Linked DNA regions of Homo sapiens: region 2 is linked to region 1. The links are chromatin loops, found by intact Hi-C in ENCODE. Cell type or tissue: HepG2. All regions are shown on one strand. Links, peaks and the distances in the headings refer to the core of each region. The heading gives the core; the rest is flanking DNA.

What was found. A loop is a pair of places that touch in the nucleus more often than their neighbours do. Peaks named below come from ENCODE experiments on the same cell type or tissue, not always from the same donor. Only the 100,000 strongest peaks of a DNase experiment are listed, where the experiment ranks them.
Region 2: a loop joins it to region 1, with 36 times the contacts of the local background. A loop is called at or near these places in 2 of 110 quality-filtered maps.

What each region holds. Positions count from the first base shown.
Region 1 is chr10:116,283,799-116,292,138 of GRCh38, forward strand. No RefSeq gene overlaps it. Among named protein-coding and RNA genes, the nearest start is that of GFRA1, 15 kb to the left of the region's middle. In HepG2, for the core only: a CTCF peak has its summit at 4,297; no DNase peak of the experiment used is centred there.
Region 2 is chr10:116,022,128-116,030,467 of GRCh38, forward strand. No RefSeq gene overlaps it. Among named protein-coding and RNA genes, the nearest start is that of SNORD158, 170 kb to the right of the region's middle. In HepG2, for the core only: a CTCF peak has its summit at 4,399 (motif pointing right); no DNase peak of the experiment used is centred there.

The DNA of each region.
Region 1 (8,340 bases), core at 202-8,201:
AGAAATATTCTTAATATAGTTCATAAAATAAACAGACAGCGGTGTACGATTGTAAAGGATTATGTTGGACTGACCAGGGTGTAGCTGGCTTTATACCCGTGAGATCTGTGCAGTCACACAGCATCCCACGCTTAGAAGGTCCCTGAGCTTGGTTTCATGCCCTGCTGTCACCATTTTGAAATCCTTAATAAGCTATGAACAAAGGGTCCTGCATTTTCACTTTGCACTGGGTCCTGCAAATTATAAAACTGATGCCCAGTCATGGTGATACTTAGAGATAAAAGAGTGGAACGTCTTACTGCCTCAGATGCTAACACTGTCTTTGCTGGGAATTCTTCACTCACCTTTCCACAGGGCCTAAAATCTACCCATTATAGATTCGCTTTGTGGAGGAGAATGTCCCAGGAAGGTTAAATGGCTGTCACTTATTCACAACTTAGGGTGAACCTGTTTACTCATTCCCTCCCTGCATATTCTAGTCCTTAACCCTTAGCTGAGTTCAGAATCCTGGGTCAGTACTTCCCAAAGTCTGTTCTTTAGAATAATAATCCTTGTGAGATGCAAGTGGGGAGGGGATGTTGTTGTCAAGTAGGCTTGGGATGCTCTGTCCCGTCTTGGAGATTTAGGGCACATGAGCTTAGTACACACTCTGAAAAGTCTTGCACTGAAATAAGGTGTTGAACTTTGTATTCGTTTCCCAGGGCTGCCATAGCAAAGTGCCATAAACTAGGTGGTTTAAACAACAGAAATTTACTGTTCCAGTTCTGGAGGCCAGTGTTGGCAGGGTTGGTTTCTCCTGAGGGCTGTAAGGGAGAATCTGTTCCATGCCTCTCTCCTGGCGGATTGCTGGCAATCTTTGGTGTTCTTGGTTTGTAGATGATTGCTCTGATCTGTGCCTTCATGTTTACCTGGGCTTTTCTGTGTGTGTGTGTGTGTGTGTGTGTGTGTGTGTGTGTGTGTGTGTGTGTCGGTGTCCCACTTTTCCTTTTTATAAGAACACCAGTGGCATTGGACCTGGGCCCACCCTAATTACCTCATTTTAACTTGATGACCTCTGTAAAGACTCATTTCTGAATAAGGTCACATTCTGAGCTACTGGGGGTTAAGATTTCAACATATACATTAGGGGTGACACAATTCAACTTTATTATATTTTCCCAACACATTTGACTATGGGGGGTTGGCCTAACTACCATTAATATCTCATGCAACCAATGTTTCACAGCATAGAACCAGACATCCTCCATCAGATGAAGCGAGGAAAGTCCATGTGGCTGGGGGGGCTGCAGTACAGGGTTGGGGAGGTGGGGAAAGGTGGAGAGAGGAGGGGTGGGAGGTAGGCCACTGAGGTTGGTTTGGGCCAGAAACTACTCCAGATTCTGTACTCCGGGCAAAGCAGATTCATCAGAGGTTCACACAGGACTTCTCAGGAATTTCTAAGAGGGAAGTGGCATTATGAAATGAGGCACACAGCTTGGAGATTGGAGAGGTGAGAGACTGGAGGCAGGAAGACTGAGAGGCCATTTCAACATCTGGCGGAGGGAAGAAAAGGAAGCCTGAGCCAAAGTAATGGCCATGGCGAGGAAGGAGGGCTCAGCCTGAAAGGTAGAAAATGCAAAAGATGCGCACGCACATTCATAGCCACATATTAGCTTAGCTTGGTGCACAATTAACTGAGGTTAATTACTTTTGCACCAACCTAAGATATGCATCTATGCATAGATATGTATATATAATAAAGATCTATCTCTATATCCCCATATAATTAAAAGAATCTCAGAGGAGGAGACTGCTTTGCCTTGCTGGTGATTTGGGGATGTACATTAACATAGTACAGACTCTGTGTTTGGGTGAAATGCTCACGGAGGGCTAGTCTGGAGGTGTGTCAGGCTAGGAAGATCCTGTTTTGTCCCTGTTAGTGGCCTTGAGTGTGCTATGAATTCTAAGAGGCAGATGGGCAAACAGGGTCTTGCATGGTCTTCCCCAGCCTCATCCTGCACCCCTCCGTGCTCACTTTCTTAAGCTCCAGCCCTATAGACCTTCTTTGTGTTCCACCCCAGAGCTTTGCACCTGCTGTTCCCTTGGTCTCGCTTTTGACATGGTCCCCGTTTTGCTTGGGTGAGGATTGCTGCATGCAAGATGCTTCCTTTGGAAAGCCTTCTCTATTATCCTGGCATTCTCTCATCAGATGTGCAAACCCTTGTTCAATCTCTTTCTTCTCTGCTGGACTCAATGTGCCATGAAGGCAGGGAGCATGTCTACCATGTTCTTGTTGTATCCCCAGAACCTAGCACAGCCTGGGACAGATAGGCATTTGTATCTGTTGAATGAATGAATGATTTACTATATAAAAAGGACTTGAAAGAATGTAATAAAGGAAATGATAAAAATAGATGAGGGGCTAGATAACATGATACATTTAGAAGTGAGTTTAGAACCCACCCTTACTGAAATGAGTTTTTTTAAATTTTATTAATTTATGTATTTATTTATTTATTTTTGAGACAGAGTCTCTCTCTGTCTCCAGGCTGGAGTGCAGTGGCACGATCTTGGCTCACTGCAACCTCCGCCTCCTAGGTTCAAATGATCCTCCTACCTCAGCCTCCCAAGTTAGCTGGGACTACAGGCACGCACCACCAAGCCCAGCTAATTTTTTATAGTTTTAGTAGATGTGGGGCTTCACCATGTTGGCTAGGATGATCTCAATCTCTTGACCTCGTGATCCTTCCATCTGGGCCTCCCAAAGTGCTGGGATTATAGGCGTGAGCCACTGCGCCCGGCCATGATTTTTTAATTTAAAGACAAAGTCAGATTTTAAGAGATTCATATTAACTTAATCTTATCCAAAGAAACTTCTTTCTTAGAGAAAAATGGCGGGATAACCAAGATTTATTTTAAAAGCTTTGTAGACATCAAATCACTTTCATTAAAAAAAAAAAAACTTTAGATATTTGCGTAGAAATGGTCAGAAACATGTGGATTGCATTTCCCTTGAACTCTCTTGGGTTTGCAAATTGGAAAAAAGGGTTTGGAATAAAATCCCTTTTCTATTTTCCTGAAGTCAGTATACTTGGGAAATGGTGATGTTTGAGATATTCAAGAAACTGAAAATACGGGCGGGTACTTGTTTAAGTAACGTTATTTCCAATCCTACACCAAAGTGGCTGATAAGAAACCGGAAGTGGGCATTTAGCAGCTGAAAAGAACCAATTCAACAACAACACAATTTTTTTTTTTTTTGGTGTAGCTTTGACACAAGAGAAATCTCCCTCCCTCTGCCTCTCCCCTTGACCACAATCAATACTTTTAAGAGATGAAGGCGCGAGGAGGAAAGAGTTTATTCAGTCCTTTGTATGCGACTGAGCTGTGAAAACAGGATGAAGATTTTGCTAAATCTGTCCATTAAGTTCCTCTAAGTGCTTTCAAAACATATCCTAGAGCAGAATGCAGGGCACAAGAAAGAGAAACTGGGAATTAAAGCGAAATTATTACTTTTAAATGTCTTGACAGTGGAAATGTCAGAAAAAATAGCAGGCGTGGCAAGCAGATACAACTTCAGATGCTCCACTTAAACCTTCTGTTGAGCATCCCAAAAAGCTGAAACATTGTTCTGGTTTTTAAGTGGTCAAATTATATAATTTTTATGGAGCAAGAATTTATTTTGCTAGTTATCATATTAGTATCAATGAACAGTTTTACCCTAGATGTGCTAGATAAATATTGGGCTAAACTATATCAACCTAGCTGGGCGTGGTGGCTTATGCCTTTAATTCTAGCACTTTGGGAGGCCAAGGCACATTTGAGGTCAGGAGTTCAAGACCAGCCTGGCTAACATGGTGAAACCCCGTCTCTACTAAAAATACAAAAATAGGCCAGTTGTGGTGGCAGGTGCCTCTAATCCCAGTTACTCGGGAGGCTGAGGCAGGAGAATCCCTTGAGCCTGGGAGGTGGAATATATATACCAACCTAAATGCTTAGTATGATTACAAGGCATGTCAATAATTTCCCCCATGAGTAGAAATTTACTTTCTAATTTAGATTTTTAGAACACTTTGAACATAAAATCAAGAAGCTTAATTTTATATGGAAAAGAACTTTTAATGAAAAGGAGAAAAAAGGTGAAATAAGAGAATAATTTTTGACCAAGAATATCAGTAATTTTGCATATGAATTTTTAAAATGTTTAGATTATGTTAATCTAGTAATATTTAGAGATAACTATGAAAAGAGTCATTCATATTTAGACTTGCAAATTCTAGCAAATTTGTGTCTGAAAGATGGACTGCTAGAGCCCCCTAGCTGCTGGAAAGAATTCTGTCCTCCTAGGTATAGATAAATAACCTAATTGCAAAGGCAGTAAGTAGCACACCAAGAAATCTAGTGGAACACAATTAAACAAGAGCATACAACATGATCCTCCACTACTGTCCCACCTTTCAGGCTGGTGGCAATGTCAGCGCAGCTGTGAGCATCCACAGACATCTGTCCTGGGCCCCCACCCCCATCACCCTGAGCTTCTTGACAGATCAATTGTAAGGACACCATTATCACCCTATTGTTCTGATTGGTTTGAACTAGATGGTCTCTCAAACTCAGAAGTGCAATGAGTTCAATCAAGTTAGACATTTCAATTCCATTTTTGGTAGAAGGAGAGTCTATCCCAGGAACCTGGAAAGTTCTGAGCCTTGGGATGAATGAGAGGCTACAAACTCTCAGCCCATGGACAAATGTGTTTTGTTTGGTTTGCACAGAGCTTTTAAAACCTTTAAATAGCTTACATAGTTCTCTTTAAAGGCAATTTACACACTGGAAATTTTTTGATGAAAATTCATATTTCCAGCTTCTCTTGAAAAATCAAAAGATCTGGTAACTCGGGACCCGAGTACTCATATAGTACTGATAGGCTAAGTAGTGGTGATCTACTTTATATGATGAATAAAAGTTTAGTCCACCACAGTTCCCACCACTTCATATTGGATAATATAAAACCAGCATGCTGAATGCAATTACATAACCTGCTTGGAGCCTGTAGGCAACTATGTCTGTAACTCCTAGTCTAAACTGTAAATAATTTTATTCCTCCTCCTACTACTAATAATAGTCAAGCTTCTAGTGATTAAACACTTACTATGAGTCAGGCACAGTGGCAGGTCTTTTGTGTGCAGTGTCTCAAGTCTTCATATCAAGCATTCAAGACAATTATTTATTTTGTAAACAAAAATATGAGATTTATGTTCAAATTAAATAATTCAAAAAATATATAAAAAGCACCACCCTGGCCGGGCGCGGTGGCTCACGCCTGTAATCCCAGCGCTTTGGGAGGCCGAGGCAGGCGGCTCACGAGGTCAGGAGATCGAGAGCATCCTGGCTAACACGGTGAAACCCCGTCTCTACTAAAAAAATACAAAAAATTAGCCGGGCGCGGTGGCGGGCGCCTGTTAGTCCCAGCTACTCGGGAGGCTGAGGCAGGAAAATGGCGTGAACCCGGGAGGTGGAGCTTGCAGTGAGCCGAGATAGCGCCACTGCACTCTGGCCTGGGCGAAAGAGCGAGATTCTGTCTCAAAAAAAAAAAAAAAAAAAAAAAAAAAAAAGCACCACCCTGACCCAGGTATTGTACTAAACATTGGGTATGAAATGCTGGACAAGGCAGCCAGAGCCCCTGCCCTCATGGAATTTACAGTTGAATTACAAGCATGGTTACAAAGTAAACGTATAGATTGCTGTGAAGGTATAAAGCAGTGGGGATCTAATGTGGTATGTATCAATGTCCTCACATTTTTATATTAGAGTCATTCGGAGAGCTTGCAGGTTCCAGCTGCATCCCTACCTGTTCCATTTCTCTGTCTCTCTCTCCCTTCCTCCTTCCTTCTCTCTGTCCCTCTCTCCCTTCCTCCTTCCTTCTTTTTCTCCCTCTCTCTCCCTTCCTCCTTCCTTCTCTGTCTCCCTCTCTCTCTTCCTCCTTTCTTCTCTCTCCCTCTGCCTTCCTCCTTCCTTCTCTCTCTCCCTCTCTCTCCCTTCCTCCTTCCTTCTCTGTCTCCCTCTCCCTTCCTCCTCCCGACTCTCTCTCCCTTCCTCTCTCTCTCCCTCCCTCCCTTCCTTTTCTCTCTCCTGCCTTCTGCCCTCTCTCCCTCTCCCTTCCTGCTTCCCTGTCTCCTTCTCTCTCTTTCTCTCTCTCTCTCTCTCTCTCTCTGTTTTCTGATTACCTAGGCTTGGGTGGCCAGGAATCTGTACTTTTCAAAATTATGGTAAAGTATAGATAACAAAAAATTTACCCTGTAGACATTTTTAAGTGTGCAATTCAACAGCATTAAGTACACTCACATTGTTGTGCAGCCATCAGCACCAACCATCTCTAGAACCTTCTTCTAGATCTTCTGAAACTTCTTCTGAATCTGAAACACCATAAAACTCCCCATTTCCACGCCTGCCAGCAGCATAATGTCTCAACCTTCATCCAGCTCTGGAACCTTTTTCTAGATCTTCTGAAACTTCTTCGGAATCTGAAACACCATAAAACTCCCCATTTCCATGCCTGCCAGCAGCATAATGTCTCAATGTTCATCCATCTCTAGAACCTTTTTCTAGATCTTCTGAAATTTCTTCTGAATCTGAAACACTATAAAACTCCCCATTTTCATGCCTGCTAGCAGCATAATGTCTCAAGGTTCAGCCAGGTTGTAGCAAGTATCAGAATTTCCTCCCTTTTTAAGGCTGGATAATATTCAATTGTATGTATATGCCAAGTTTTATCCATTCATCTCTTGATGTGCACTGCTGTGAATAAAGTTGCTATGAACATGGGTGTAGAAATACCAGTTCAAGTAGGAATCTACACTTTGTTTTTCTTTTTTAGGAATTTCTTTAATTTTATTTTAAGTTCTGGGTTACATGTGCAGGATGTGCAGGTTTGTTGCATAGATAAACATGTGCCATGGTGGTTTGTGGCACCTATCAACCCATCACTTAGGTATTAAGCCTACTATGCATTAGCTATTTATCCTGATGCTTTCCCTACCCCCGCAACCCCGCTCCTCAGGCCCCATTGTGTGTTGTTCCCCTCTTTGTGTCCGTATGTTCTCATCATTTAGCTCCCACTTATAAGTGAGAACATGCGGCATTTGGTTTTCTGTTCCTGTGTTAATTTGCAGGATAATGGCCTCCAGCTCCATCCATGTCCCTGTAAAGGGCATGATCTCATTCTTTTTTATGGCCGCATAGTATTTCATGGTGTATATGTACCACATTTTCTTTATCCAGTCTATCATTGATGGGCATTTAGGTTCATTCTATGTCTTTGCTATTGTGAATAGTGTTGCAATAAACGTATGCATGCATGTGTCTTTATGGTAGGATGATTTATATTCCTTTGGGTATATACCCAGTAATGGAATTGCTGGGTCAAATGGTGTTTCTGGTTCTAGGTCTTTGAGGAATGAACCACACTGTCTTCTACAATGGTTGAACTAATTTACATTCCCACCAACGGTGTAAAAGTGTTCCTATTTCTCCACAGCCTCGCCAGCATCTGTTGTTTCTTGACTTTTTATAATTGCCATTCTGACAGGTGTGAGATGGTATCTCATTGTGGTTTTGATTTACATTTCTCTAATGATCAGTGATGTTGAGTTTTTGTTCATATGTTTGTTGGGTGTATAAATGTCTTCTTTCAAGAAGTGCCTGTTCATGTTCTTTCCCCACTTTTTAATGGGGTTGTTTGTTTTTTTTCTTGTAAATTTGTTTAAGTTCCTTGTAAATTCTGGATATCAGACTTATTCTTTTTCTTTTTTTTGAGATGGAGTCTGGCTCTGTCACCCAGGCTGGAGTGCAGTGGCATGACCTTGGCTCACTGCAAACTCTGCCTCCCGGGTTCACGCCATTCTCCTGCCTCAGCCCCCCGAGTACTTGGGACTACCGGCGTCTGCCACCATGCCCAGCTAACGTTTTGTATTTTCAGAGAGACAAGGTTTCACCATGTTAGCCAAGATGGTCTCAATCTCCTGACCTTGTGATCCACCTGCCTCGGCCTCCCAAAGTGCTGGGATTACAAGCATGAGCCACCGCACCCGTCCATCAGACCTTTGTCAGATTGATACATTGCAAATATTTTCTCCCATTCTGTAGGTTGTCTGTTCACTCTGATGTCAGTTTCTTTTGCTGAGGAATCTGCACTTTTACCAATAACCCAGGTGAATCTTATACAGGTGGGTCATGAGCCAGACTTTGATAAATGATGGTCTAAGAGTCAGGGAAAGTCTCTCTGAGAAGTTGACCTTGAAACTGAGTCTCAAATCATGTATAGGAGTTGCCCAATTTAGGGGAGGTAACAGCACGGATCCTGGA
Region 2 (8,340 bases), core at 76-8,075, 260 kb before region 1:
TGTGGGACCTGGAACCAATACCCCACGTATACCAAGGGCAACTGTACTTATTGTTATTCTTTCCATGTACCTAAATACACTGACTTCTGTTACTTTGCTTCATTCTAAGTAATCCTACCTCTGAAATTACATTTGGATGTGCTAATAATATTTTGAATAATACACAAGAAAGTAACTACATAGTGATTAAAATAAATTACACATCTATCTCACCTAAAATGAACTTGCCTGCCACCTTTAGGATACAAAGCACCCTTTGGGGGATCACAGCCCTATGTCTGGTGGGAGATTGAATTTCTTTAGAAGGATTGATCTATTTGAGGCAGAACCATGACCAAACACCCTTACAAAACCACAGCCCTGAGCTTTTTACTTCTCCTATACTGTCAACCCAGCCTAGGACTCCAGAAGGACAGACTCGGAGGGGCCATTTTCCATCAGTGATAAGAGACTGTGTCTCAGACAGCTGTCACTGAACAATTAATCTCCAAAATGAGAGCTCCATTACCAAACATGTGTTCTCACGAGCAAGGCCCTATTCTCATCATTCAGAGATGCTATTAGACACAAATAATATATATTTTTTCCATTCATAATTATCTCATCTTAATGCAGTCTTGATGATTATGATGTATGCTGGAACTATTGACTCCTCACTGTTGGAATTGTTAACATCTTGTGAAAATATGCACAAAATCATTCTTTCCAAGCTGACTTTTGCTGTTAAAATTAGAAAGACTAATATGAGTTTGAACAGCATGAATAGGAAAAGTAGATGATCAATTCTTGTGCTTGGAAATGCAATTGCCTCCCTGGAACCAGGGTTTCTTGCTTTCGCATCTTCTATCTTCCGGTGCTTATTATAATAAAGACAATAAAGTAGAATGGAAAGGGGGTGAGGCTGAGAGAAAATAATGGAATCTTTTGGTATATAATGATTTTTATTTTAATATTTTTCTGTTTGTATTAGCAAATAGATTTAGTTATTAGAGAGTTGACAAAAATTAAATGCATTCAGTTTTTCAAGGGGTTTTGTAGTGAATTTTTGATTCTAATATCTCTTGATTTTGTGCTCATTCTGAGGATAGAAAAAGCATTGAAAATTAAAAGGAAAATCCGGACAGTATACATATTTTTTTAAAAATTGTCACTAAAGTTAATCACATGTCAGTTGAAATGATGAAGACCAAACCCTTTTGTTCAGATCTGAAACATGGCAATTGTGCCTTTCCAGAGGCCAACGAATCCTTTGATTTTTAATAACAATTAGGTTGTCTGTTTTATCAATCATAACTGGATGAAAAATACTTTCTTGCCCCATTAGGAAAATAACCAATTTCTGTTCTTTCCCTCAACTCTTTGAGATTCTCACTGGTTTCCTGCTCAGAATTAGTTTTCTTTCTGCCACTGTTCCATGGGCATTTTGTTCCCATGGAACCATTAGGAGAATGGGTCGGTTATTCACAGAAGCTGCAGATACCTGTGTTTCTGGCTCTTCACTTAGGCAACATTTTGTGATCCACAAGTCCCAGAACTGGGGTTCAAAAGCCACTCCCCAGCCTCTCCCCTGCCACCATAGTGACTCAGGTCATTTCTCCATGACCCACAGCACTTCTCCATGACCCTAAGAAGACCTTCCCTTATAAGGATGTCATCAGTCCTACTGGGGTCCCATGGTTTGTAGCAGAGCACCTCGTTGTGAGGGCCTATTGGATCTAGCATCTGGAGATTGAAAGTCTGCCTTGGCAAACCCCCACAACTTGTTTTGAAATGTCTACATGTTCCTTGTTTTTAATTGTAAGCAAAGATTTGATACAGATCAGCAAAGAGCTGTCTGTCCTCCTTCCTCAAAGGGGTATTTTAAAACTTAAGTATTTTACTCATACCCAACATTAATGAAAACTGGAAGGTTATGGGAAGGGAAGACATTCCCATATGCACATTTTATAAAAAGTTAATGTCATCCCAAATCAGACCACACAGACAGAAAAATGCCTCCTGTACTAAATGAGGGGTGGAGGAGACACTTCTAATTAAAGTTTCAGTACTCCATCCAGATCTGTGTTAAGGATTTGATTACTTTTTTTAACACTTGGTTTCACAATGGGTGTTTTGTAAAGATAACATAATACCAGCATCTCCTTCAATATTTATTTCCACAAGGTCTAGGTTCAAGGGCCTGGAGCTCTTTATGAGAAAGGAGCTACCAAAATCCCAGCTACAATCATTCTCTAAGGATGACTTTTTAAATTGTACGTAAGAGGATATGATCTAAATTGCACATACTGTCTTAAGGAAACATGTTTTCCAGCTTAGGATACCTGATTACAAACATCTGTAAAACTGCACAATTTTTTTAAAAAAGAAAACATACTTTTAAGGTTAAAACAACCTGATTATAAACACCTGTTTCTGTGTTTCATCAGAAATCTCCAGGAGTTCAGGATTTTAGGGAGTTAGAGAAGTGAAGCTTTGGAACATTCTTGAGCAAGGCTTGCTCTGAGGTTGGAGCGTAAGCCTTCTTTGCTTAAGTACTTCCCTTGCTGGGGTATTGATCAGAAACTGCAAACATGGTTTTATTTGATGTCCTGACTGTTCCAATGAATTACCTGTATTTCAAATAGATAAGCTAGAAGATGAGTTTCTAAATATGCAGAACAACAAAGCAGGAAGTCCATATGGCAGAGAATAAATACACACACACTTCTGAAAACTTAAAAGGCTGTCATCCGCTAAGCCTGCCTGTAATAGCCACTCTCAAAGATAATTGCCACCCCTGTGTCCTTGATGAAAAGTGCATCATGCTGCCCAAGAAATTGGCTTAAACTGCAACAAGAAAGATTGAGATTAGCTGAAGCAGAACTTCCTGCCTGAGCAACTCTTGGTGGTGAGGGTGAGGGGCTGGGGGTGCACTCTGAACTGGGCCTCTGTGTCTTCAGATTTTCATCCCTTCTTCTTCTCTTTGGGCCTTGAACTTCTCCCTGAGCTATAGAGTAGATGGGTGGTTACTGTCTCCAGCATAATTGGACATGTGGGAAAATGAATTTGAAGGAGCTTGGCTTGCTTCCTCACTTCCTATTTGTGCAACTGCGATGGATTCTGAAGGAGTGACTGAGACCTTCTCCATGATGCTGGGCACTGGTCTGGGTACTGTGTGTCTGCCCTCAACATCTGGCCAAGGGGCCAAGCCATGGGCAGCAACAGCAACCTCACCCCCAAGGCAGAGCTGCAGGAAAGCATAGAGAAGGGGAAGGGCAGGTGGTGGGAACCAGCCAGGAAGAGATTTCACCCGCAGAGTAGGACATCTTCAAAGACAGTTAGGCAGAGGACCAAGGAGTACCTGGAGCAAAGGGATGGGTGAGTGAATAACCAGACTGCAGTTTAGAAGTTCCCAGTCCATGTTTGCAGGATGGAGGTCAGGAGACAGGAAGAGTCAATGAGGGAAGCCGCCCACGTAGGAAGACTTACATCCTGAGCATGGCGGGGCATGCAGCCATATGCGGGCCTAGGGAGACTGGGTTTACTAGGGAAACCAGCAATTTGCATTCTCAGGTCAAAACTTTGGACTCTTCAGTGTTTTCTCAAATCTCTTGAAACTCTGTAGTCAAGAACATCTCGGCCACCCGTGGCCAGTTCTCTACACAGCTAATGTGCTATGAAACCTATTTCATTTCATTTCTTTTCTTTTTTAGAGAGGCAGGGTCTTGCTCTGTTGCCCAGGTTGGAGTGCAGTGGCATGATCATAGCTCACTGCAGCCTTGAACTACTGGACTCAAGCAATCCTCTCACCTCAGCCTCCTGAGTAGCTGAGACTACAGGCACACACCAACACATCTGGCTAATTTTAAAAATTTTTTGTAGAAATTGGGTCTCACTATATTGCCCAGGCTGGTCTTGAACTCCTGGTCTCAAGCGATACTCTCGCCTTGGCCCCCAGCGATACTCTCACCTTGGCCTCCCAAAGCACTGGAATTCCAGGTATGAGCCACTGCACCCAGCCCCTGTAAACCTGTTCTGGGATCCCTTAAATATGGGGCAAGTGCTGCTGACTTTGGTTGATGCTTCAGAGTCCAGGTCTATGAAGTGGCTTCAGACCCTAGAGCACTTTCTTCTGACCCTGGAGCACTATGATTGTCTCTGGCAGCTCACAGAGGGCTGAGAGGAGTGTCTGGGGGAGGGAGAGAAGTCCAGCACCCAAATTTGGAGGTCTAGAGCAGTTACAGAGGCCTGGCCTTCTCACCTGAGCCACCTGGGTTTCTCATGCTGAGTGTTCCTTGGTGCCAGCCCAGGTCTTCCAGGGTGAGGGTAGCCAGGGCAGCCACAGGATTTACCCCTCCCCAGCCCAGGCAGGGAATGCAGATGGAGTCTGGGCAGTCTCTGGCCAGCAGGTGTCAGGATTCATGGTGCCATACCTCCCTCTGTCTCTGTGTGGGGCTGGGTGCTGTTTGGGCATCCCTGGCAAATGCCCTTGAGCTGCTTAATTTGCACGCCTGCTTCAGAGACCACAATATTAGAATTATCAGCACTCCTTTCTATGGATTCTGGGTTATTTTGGCTATTTGGGGTAATAATTCTCATTATGCTTTGTGGTCTTTTTTAATAAAAATGACATTCCCCTTATCTTTAAAGGTTGAAATCTCAGCCTAATGTATGAGCTGCACTATCCTTGGAGAGTTATAAAAATTACATTATATAACCTCACATTTCCCGTTAATGAACATGGTGATGCTTCGGCCCAATGAGAGGGAGACAAGCGATAGGGATTTATGCTTTAATAATCCTGCTTAGATTGGTGTGTGTGGCCATGGGCAGCGGGCCCCCAACGGGTACAGCAGGCACTGCGGCTTTCCTGGCCAGCAGGGCAATATTTTTTATGGCAGTAAATCTCTCTTGGGTGAGCATGTCTTACACTGCACCAGAGAATGGCTGTGGCAGTGGCTTAGTGTATGAAATTGCTCTGAATGTAGGACTATTTGTATCACCTAAGAGAATACCACCTGGTACTGATATTCTTTGGGTCCTGATGTATAGATGCTGCTCTGGACACCTACTGATGCCAGGCATGATGCTGGTTGCCACGCATGCATTATTTTTCCATTTATTCCTCATGGTCTGCCAGTGAGGTGGGCACTGTCAGTGTCCCCATTTTACACTATGACCTTCCTGAGGGTAGGGGCCATGTCTCCATTTCAATATCCCCAGTGCCTGGGGCAGTTCACAGTAAGGGGTTCATTGTTGTTGCTTCGTAATCAGTAAGTGACCTGTATTGGTTAATTTCATGTGTCAGCTTGTCTGGGCCACAGTGCCCAGATGTTTGGTCAAACACTAATCTAGATGTCTCTGTGAAGGTGTTGTTTGGATGATACTAATTTAATTGGTGGCCTTTGAGTAAAGCAGATTACTCTCCATAATGTGGGTGGGCCTCGTCTAATCAGTTGAAGTACTTAATAGAATAAGACTGACTTCTTCAAGCCAAAATTAACGTATAAGCAGATGGCCTTTGGACTGAAATTGAAACTCTTCCCTAGGACTCTGGCCTGCTGGCCTACTCTGCAGATTTTAAACTTGCAAAGCCTCCAAAATCACATGTGCTCTGTGTGTGTGTGCGTGTGTGTGCGCGCATGTGTGTAAACAACACAAATGTCCATCAACTGATGAAGGGATAAGTAAAACGTGGTATATCCACATGTGGTACATCCAACTATTCTTTAGCAATAAAGATGGTCGCAGTACTGATCCATGCTATAATATGGATGCATCTTTGAAAACATGCTAAGTGAAAGAAGCAAAACAGAAAGGACACATATTATATTACTCATTTATGTGAAGTGTCCAGAAGAGGAAAATCTGTAGAGACAGAACGTAGATTAGTGACTACCAAGGCCTGAAAGAAAATTGGAAGGAGGTGTTTGAACAAAAAGAGTAGTTTTATTTTGGGGGTGCACCAGGGGATGGCTGTGGCAGTGGCTTAGCACATGAAATTGCTCTGAATGTAAGACTATTTGTATCATCTAGACAAACACCACCTGGTACTGATATTCTCTGGGTCTTGATGTGTAGATGCAAGCACCAGGTGGGATTTGTCAGGTGTTCTGGGAAGCCCTGATGAGTAGGGGGCAGGCCAGGCCAGGCTCCTCATTTGTCCCCAGACAATGGCAGCTGGGGATGGGGCATGGAGGGGGCTTAGCCAACCTTCATGGGTACCAGCTTCAGCTTCCCAGTTCTTCCGATCCCCCTGTGGACAGCAGGCCCACAGGACTTCACACCTCTCCTTTATAACTCTGCCCACTCCCAGACACCAAGAAACCCACATCAACAAAATTAACCCAATATTCACCCATCCAGTGTAGTCAGACAGACTGGATTAGAATCTTGGCCCAACCAAAGATTGGCTCTAAAATTAGTTATGGTGATGGTTGCACAACGGTGAATCTACTAAAAACTATTGAATCATAAACTTTAAATGGATGAATGGCATAATATATCTCTTTGTACATACTATATGTAAATTATGCCCCAATAAACCTGTTAAAAAAAGTTTCTCAGGTGATTCTCTTGTGGCCTGGATTAGATAAACACTTGCTACTCAAAGGGTGGTCCACAGAGCTGCAGTACTGGCCTCACAGGGGAGTCTGTTAGAAATGCAGGTTCTCTGGCACTGCCCCAGACCTACTGGATCAGCCGCTGCATTTTAACAAGAGCTCCAGGTGCTTCCTGAGCACATTCACGTTTGAGAACCAGCTTCTCTAACAGACCCCCACCAGGCCTCTGGAATTTTCTGTTGCCTCTGTCTGCCCTAAGAGCCTCATCCTCAGCAGCTGAATCTTCTGGATGTTTTGGGAAGCTTCCTCCCTCTTGGATGCTTCTCCAAGAGGAAGGAAGTCCGGCTTGGACCTGCTTCCGTGACTATAATGTGCAGGAAACTTTATATTATACTTGGGCAACTTTAATTTGTAGAGATGATGCTTCCGCGAGTTTTCAACTCTTGGGGGATGACCAGTGAGAGGGCAGGGGAGAGACAGAGATGGCCTCATAGAAAGGCTCCATCTGCTCTTTGTGCTCCAGGAATTAGGGGAGCCCCTTACCTGGTCACCATTCTGGGGTTTTCTGAATTAGGGGAGCCCCTTGCCTGGTCACCATTCTGGGGTTTTATGACGGTAAGGTGCTCTTGTCTGCTTTGTAAATCATTAATTCATTCTGTTGAGTTCTTCAGGAGTAGGAACCACCTCTGATGCACTGGCCCTCTGCAGATGTTCATGACTGTTTGAATGATGACAGTGACAAAGATACTTACTACGGGTGGGTTTACTCCGTGCCGGACCCTGTGCTGAGTATGTCACCTCCTCACCACAGCCCCAGAAGGTGGAGGGACTGCCATCTTCCAAGTCCTTTGGTGGATAAGGGAAACGGAACCTGAGAAGTAACCTGCCCAGTGTCACTCAGTTAATATCTGGTTGGGTCAAGATTCTAATCCAGTCTGTCTGACTCCAGGATGGGTGAATATTGCGTTAATTTTGTTGATGTGGATTTCTTGGTGTCTAGGAATAAGCAGAGTTATAAAGGAGAGAAGTGAAGCCCTAGAGGGCTTGCTGTCCACAGGAGGATTTGGGAGAACTGGGAAGTTGAGGCTGGTACCCGTGAAGGTTGGCTAAGCCCACCCTCTATCCCCCATCCCGAGCTGCCATTGTCTGGGGACAAACGAGAAGCCTGGCCTGTCCTTCCCCCTGCTCCTCAGGGCTTCCCAGAACTCCTGACAGACCCCACCTGCTGTTTGCATTAGATCATAAACATGTTGCAAGTTCCATTTCTTCTTTGCAGTCCTTTCTGTTGGAATGCTGTGTCTTGATAAGAGAAGCCAGGGCCAACAGATGGCTCTTCAGAAGAGCACCTGCACAGGGCAGACCTCCTTCTTTGATCTTGCTGATTGTTAGTAGCACTTTTCCATTCCACTAGTTTCAGGAAAAGCACCCTTGAATGAGTGACTGGTGGTGTCCCTGGCCCCTGGATCTCTGCAGCCTCCACTTAGCATATCCAGCGGGTCCTCCACCCAGGGTTGGAGCGGGGGAGGTTAATCTGATATGAGTCTGCCTGCGGCACATCTGGAAAGTAGGAGTTGCTTCAGTCTTTGCCCGTCCATCCGCTTCTGGCCTCCCATCTATTTCCTGAAGATTCCAGACCAGCATGAGTGCTGTTCTTGTGCACCTTGGAGAGGCTCTCAGATCCTTGCAGTCCATCCATTTGGAAGAAAAGTGATCCCAGACCCTGGGATTTTTCCCTCCTAATGCTTCCCATTGCACCTCACATTGCAGGGGCTGGGTCCTCAGCCTCCCATAGGGCCTC